Regions from separate parts of the Homo sapiens genome. Here region 2 is linked to region 1. The links are chromatin contacts, found by Hi-C or POLR2A ChIA-PET in ENCODE. All regions are on one chromosome and are shown on one strand. Each heading gives the region's core, a stretch centred on a gene start or an enhancer-like site at or near the end of the contact. The rest is flanking DNA. Distances are from core to core; before and after follow the strand shown.

What was found. Hi-C counts contacts between places; a loop is a spot of excess contacts on that map. ChIA-PET counts read pairs that join two places held with the same protein, here RNA polymerase II (POLR2A). Pooled maps may share reads with other maps.
Region 2: a loop to region 1 is called in a map of Calu3, with 7 times the contacts of the local background. The contact joins the enhancer-like site here to the promoter of WWOX-AS1 in region 1. A Hi-C loop is called at or near these places in 3 of 168 maps with a recorded cell type or tissue (Caco-2, Calu3 and HepG2) and 2 of 50 pooled maps. POLR2A ChIA-PET finds 5 or more read pairs at or near these places in 1 of 52 experiments (HepG2).

What each region holds. Positions count from the first base shown.
Region 1 is chr16:78,240,342-78,243,041 of GRCh38, reverse strand. WWOX-AS1 (WWOX antisense RNA 1) reads left to right here and starts at 1,291. Exons shown (of 4, transcript NR_184272.1): 1 at 1,291-1,844. All of the region lies in intron 5 of WWOX (WW domain containing oxidoreductase), which reads right to left. RefSeq lists a silencer at 2,176-2,470.
Region 2 is chr16:78,291,863-78,294,562 of GRCh38, reverse strand. The region is part of intron 5 of WWOX (WW domain containing oxidoreductase); the gene reads right to left. Among named protein-coding and RNA genes, the nearest start is that of WWOX-AS1, 51 kb to the right of the region's middle. Within about 2 kb of position 1,407, at least 4 of the 41 ENCODE cell types and tissues checked have a DNase peak (open chromatin) inside an H3K27ac peak, as active enhancers do.

The sequences.
Region 1 (2,700 bases), core at 42-2,541:
GCTCACATGTCTCTTTTTTTGTTTTTGGTTTTTTTTGAGACAGTCTCCCTCTGTTGCCCAGGCTGGAGTGCAGTGGTGCGATCTCAGTTCACTGCAACCTCCACCTCCCAGGTTCAAGCAATTCTCATGCCTCAGCCTCCCAAGTAGCTGGAATTACAGGCGCACACCACCATACCCAGCTAATTTTGTTATTTTTAGTAGAGATAGGGTTTCACCATGTTGGCCAGGCTGGTCTCGAACTCCTGACCTCAAGTGATCTGCCTGCCTCGGCCTCCCAAAGTGCTAGGATTACAGGCGTGAGCCACTGTGCCCGGCTGGCTTTCATATCTCTTATTCTTTCTGCTTCCGCTCTCTCCTGTCCCCTATTAGCCATGGGTTCCAGAGAGGAGAGAAGGCTCGGGAGAGCAGGGGACTCAGGAGGTCACCCTGCTACCCTCACCTTTTTAATAACCCTCCTCAAACCCTGGTTCCACGTCTCCCTCACTCAAGGATTTATGTCTCATTTTCAATGGAATGTTACATTTGGTCAGACCACGAAGAAAACTCCTCATTATAAACTAGGAAATGTGTGGAGAGAGAATTATTTACCCAAGGCAGTGCTCAATCAGTGTTGCCCGAATATTTATTTAGCCCACACACGGAGAAGTTGTGTTAATGTTTGCCAAAGAATGTAGCTTTATAAAGTAACTGGGTCAAAAAAGACAGCATATCATTTTACAAATAACTTTAAAATTGCTTAAGTTAAATAGCTGGGCTCTCTCAGGTTTGTCTTTTCAAAAACGCTGCAGAAACAATATCCAGAATTATGTCTAATAAAATACAGGTATTACAAAGTGGCTGTTTAGCCCATTAAAGAAAATGGAGAGTGAAATCTGAATTATTTCTACCCGAGGCAGAAGCAGACAAAGTTACCAAAATTATGTTAGGCCGACGTCGCAATTCTTCAAGTCTGCAGGGCGGCAAGGCTAACAGCTCCTGCACCAAGACTCTATTAGGAGAGCTGTATTTTTCAGTCAACAATGACAGGCATTCCATTTCTCAGCCTCAAATCTAGTGTAGCTATGGGGAATTCACCCAAAACATTTGCTTTTGCTTTATCAGTGGCATTTGTCTGCCTCAAAAGCCTTGTGAGGGAGAGGGCTACTACGTGACGCTGCCAGGCAATGCTGTTGGAGGCAGCTGATTTGATGGACAAGAAGGGGAGCAGTGACCACCTGGGTCACTCTGACTCCGCCCTCTCTGAGCCAAGTGAATCTGAGCAATGATGTCATAATAATCATCAATAGCAACAGTGGCTGCGCGTGAGGGGCGTGGTGGTTCACGCCTGTAATCCCAACACTTTGGGAAGCCGAGGTGGGCAGATCATTTGAGCTGAGGAGTTCAAGACCAGCCTGGACAACATGCTGAAACCCCATCTCTACTAAAACTACAAAGAATTAGCCAGGCATGGTAGCACATGCCTGTAGTCCCAGCCACTCAGGAGCCTAAGGCAGGAGAATTGCTTGAACTTCCCCAGCTTCAAGAGGAAGAGTCTGCAGTGAGCCGAGATGGCGCCACTGCACTCCAGCCTGGGTGACAAGAGTAAAACTCCCTCTCAAAACAAACAAACAAACCAAAAAAACAAATAGCAACAGCAACCACAATCATCATCACCATCAAGGCTGGAACAAGGATGAGGCAGGCAGGCTCTGATAGCAACAGGAGGAAGCAGACCAAGGAGGGAGAGAAAGGAAGGCAGAGAAGGGGAAAAAAAAACACAAATGATAATAATAGATGCTGACATTTACGGAGCACTTACTATGTGCTGGGAACCATGCTGACGGCACACCGAATCCACTGAACAGGTGGGTAAGTATCATGGGTCAATATCATTCTCATTTTAATGTTGACAGTCACAAGACTTTCATCTGTACAATGGGGGTACTGCTGGCTCCCAAGGCCAGTGTTGGTGGAATACAGTGAATAGAGGTGAGTACCGTGTGACAGGAGGCTGCATCAGTAAGCAGGGGCAGCCAGCCAGGTGAGGAACATGCCCACTGAGATGGAGGTCAGGACGTTGAGAGATCCCCAAATTGCAAGTTGTCATCCTGAGACAAGCGATACCTTGCTGGACACTAATTCATTCTTGGAGTCTCTCCCTCTCAGCCCTTTGGCTTCATGTTCTGGAGAGAATGACCAGAGAGACCCATTTACTCAACGCTTCTCAATGAGACAGGGATCTTCTAAAGGGCACTGTCTTATATAGATCCTTGCACCTGCAATACCTGCCTGGCCCAGCCTGGCCCTCGCAGGTTCTTGTGAAATATTTGCTTATGAGTAAGCAAATGCATAACACGAGACGGCTGCTCTGGAATGACAGTTGCGAACACAGGAGGCTGCTGAGACTTCCAGAGACTGTAGATAAAGAACAAAGACCCTGTGAAGTTCCTCCGGGAAACCAGATGTGGCAGTGTGCTAGGGCTGCCCTAGCGTATCAGCACAAGCTCAACAGAAACTGACTCTCACAGTTCAGGAGACCAGAAGTCTGAAACCAAGGTGTTGGCAGGGGTGACTCCTTGTGGAAACCGTGCCAGGTTTCTCTCCTCGTTTCTGGGGGCTGCCCATGACCGTGGCATCTCTTGGCTTGTAGACGCATCACTCCAATCTCTGCCTCTGACTTCACAGAGCCTTCTCCTCTGTGTCCTCTCCTCCTTTTTCTGT
Region 2 (2,700 bases), core at 158-2,657, 51 kb before region 1:
GAGGTAAGAGTAAAATGGAAATCTGCATCAAGGAGTATAAATAAGAGATGACTAGGGAAATTGTTTTGTTGAGAGGGACTCACACACAATACAGAACTTGTAGAACATGGCTCTTATAGAACAAGTAGAAGCCAGCAATATTGGAAAGAGGAGGTGTTGGTGGGTTCCAGGCAGTGGCAAGACCAGGAACAACATTTTTCTGAGTGGAAGGGGCTCATCAGTTGCAAGCTCTTCAACTCAAGAAATATGCACCAGTGCCTCTGCATCTGCAACCCCGGCACTGGGCTTGGCACAGAGATGTCAAGGCAGGTCCAGAGAAGAATCAACTGGACAGGTGGTTAGGAACTCGTGGAAGGAAGTCAGCTCTTGAGGCAGGGAGAATCCTTATGGCTCTATCTGAGCAACCCAGACAAGGAGAAAGGGGAGCTGTCCCACCCAGGGACCAGCAGCAGAGGACAAATGGGCAGAAGGCACAGCAAGGCTGTGTGGAAATCCAAATTGCTAAACACGAAGGGATCCGAAGAGGCCTGTGAATCACCTTTCAGGAAAGCCTTTTTTTTTTTTTTTTTTTTTTTTTTTTTTTTCTGAGACAGAGTCTCACTCTGTCGCCCAGGCTAGAGTGCAGTGATATGACATCGGCTCACTGCAACCTCTGCCTACCAGGGTTCAAGCAATTCTCCTGCCTCAGCCTCCTGAGCAGCTGGGATTAAAGTCACGTGACAACACACCTGGCTAATTTTTGTATTTTTAGTAGAGACAGGGTTTCACCATGTTGGCCAGTCTGGTCTGGAACTCCTGACCTCGTGATCTGCCAGCCTCGGCCTCTCAAAGTGCTGGGATTACAGGCCTGAGGCACCGCACCCAGCCACCTTTTAGGGAAGTCTTGAATGAAAACAAAGGTTTCTTTGTGCTTGGATGAAGTCCTACCAGAATTGACCGGATCAGACTGAAATGGAGATTCCACTTTATGACCTACTAAACAATTCTCCCACCAGCACGGGAGGGGAAAGAACCTCCAATTGCCCAGTTCCCGCTCAGAGGAGAAGACAAGTGATCCATAGAGCTTAGAACCACCGTAAGAAAGAGGGACGACATACAGGAGAGAAGAGAGGATGTGTAACCCAGCGAAATGATGCTAGGTTATCCCAGGGGATACAGAAGAGCAGGGACCATTTCTGTTTCTAAAGATGCCTGGACTCAGTTACAAAATCTGGCAGGAGAGAGTGCAAAGATAATCAACCCTTAATGCCTGCTTATTAAGCACCATCCAGCTCCCAGGGAGATTTACAAATATCCTCCTTGTTAATTCTTGCAACACCAAGAGGTAAATGTATAATCCCTGTTTGGCAGCTGAGTTAACTAGTGGCTCAAAGAGGTGTGGCCACTTGCCTGGAGCCACACAGCTAGAATGGAGGAGGAGGTGGCTTGTGTCCCAGCCTGATTCCAAAATCCAGGAAGAATATGATCTAAGTAGAGAGGCGAAAGAAAGGCTCAGATACCTTGGAGGCTAAAGTGGTTGACAGGTCAGGCCAAGAATGCTCCAAGAGCAAAGGACCAACAAGAAATGGTGACTTTTCCAGAGTCTGTTCAACAAGGGTGGGGAGGGGAGGTGTCTCCATGAGGCTGTGAAATTTCCTCACACTCTGGCAGAATACCTTTGGCCTGGATCACTGGCTTGAAGATTCTGATTTGGAATCCTCACCCTCCTAGCCCATCCTTGAATACCTTACAAAGTATTTTAATGAAGTGCACATTCAGCTCTACAAATAAGATCTGTGTGAATCTATTTGGCTCTTCTACGAAGCCCTCCAAACACTTTAGGGTAAGGGCAGCACATTTAAACTTAATGGAATTTCCTGCCTTATTTAGCAGTGCCAGAATTGCTCCAACATGTAAATAAATTTAGGAAGAGCTTTATTTTTCTTCCTTTTTTTTAAAAAAAAAAGATATAGAACATAATCTTTCAACTAAATCCTAATTTAAATATTCTAAGTCCGACAGATACTTATTTGGACCATAGAAATACTGCATGTGGGTGTAATGTGGATTGCATGCATAGCTATAAAAAATACTTGGCTCTGTTATTTTCTTAAAATTGCTGTGTTGTTACCATTTTTATTGGGTTAATTAAAAGACCATAAAAATCCATTCAAACATGTTTGGAAACAGATTTGCAAATTTCATAAAATGTGTTCAGTTGTTAGGCCAAAGATAAGAAAATGACAGACAGCTCTGTACTCATCACTTTGACGTATTCAATCTTTCATTCTTCTAACCAATACCCCTTACTATGGGCCACGCCTTAGGATAGGAGTTGCCCCTGCCCTCATGGCACCATCAGTCTGGTGAGAGACAGAAACTGAAGGACATCATGTAGATCAGAGGGTGGCAAACTTTTTCTGTAAAAAAACCTGAGGTTAATGAGCTGAGATTGCACCACTGCACTCCAGCCTGGACAATAGAATGACACTGTCTCAAGGGAAAAAAAAAAAAAAAAAAGGTAAAAATCATCCTCATCTCATAAGCCATACAAAAAACAGGTGTTTCACAGAATCTGACTTTGTTACACAGGGAAAGGTACCATCTTATGGTTGACCCAATATCCAGAAAAGATCAATCTGGGATTCCCAGATGCTAAGTCCACTGGGCTTCTCTATCAATCCCGAAGGCACAAAAGGGGAATTCCCTCCCTCAGCTGGC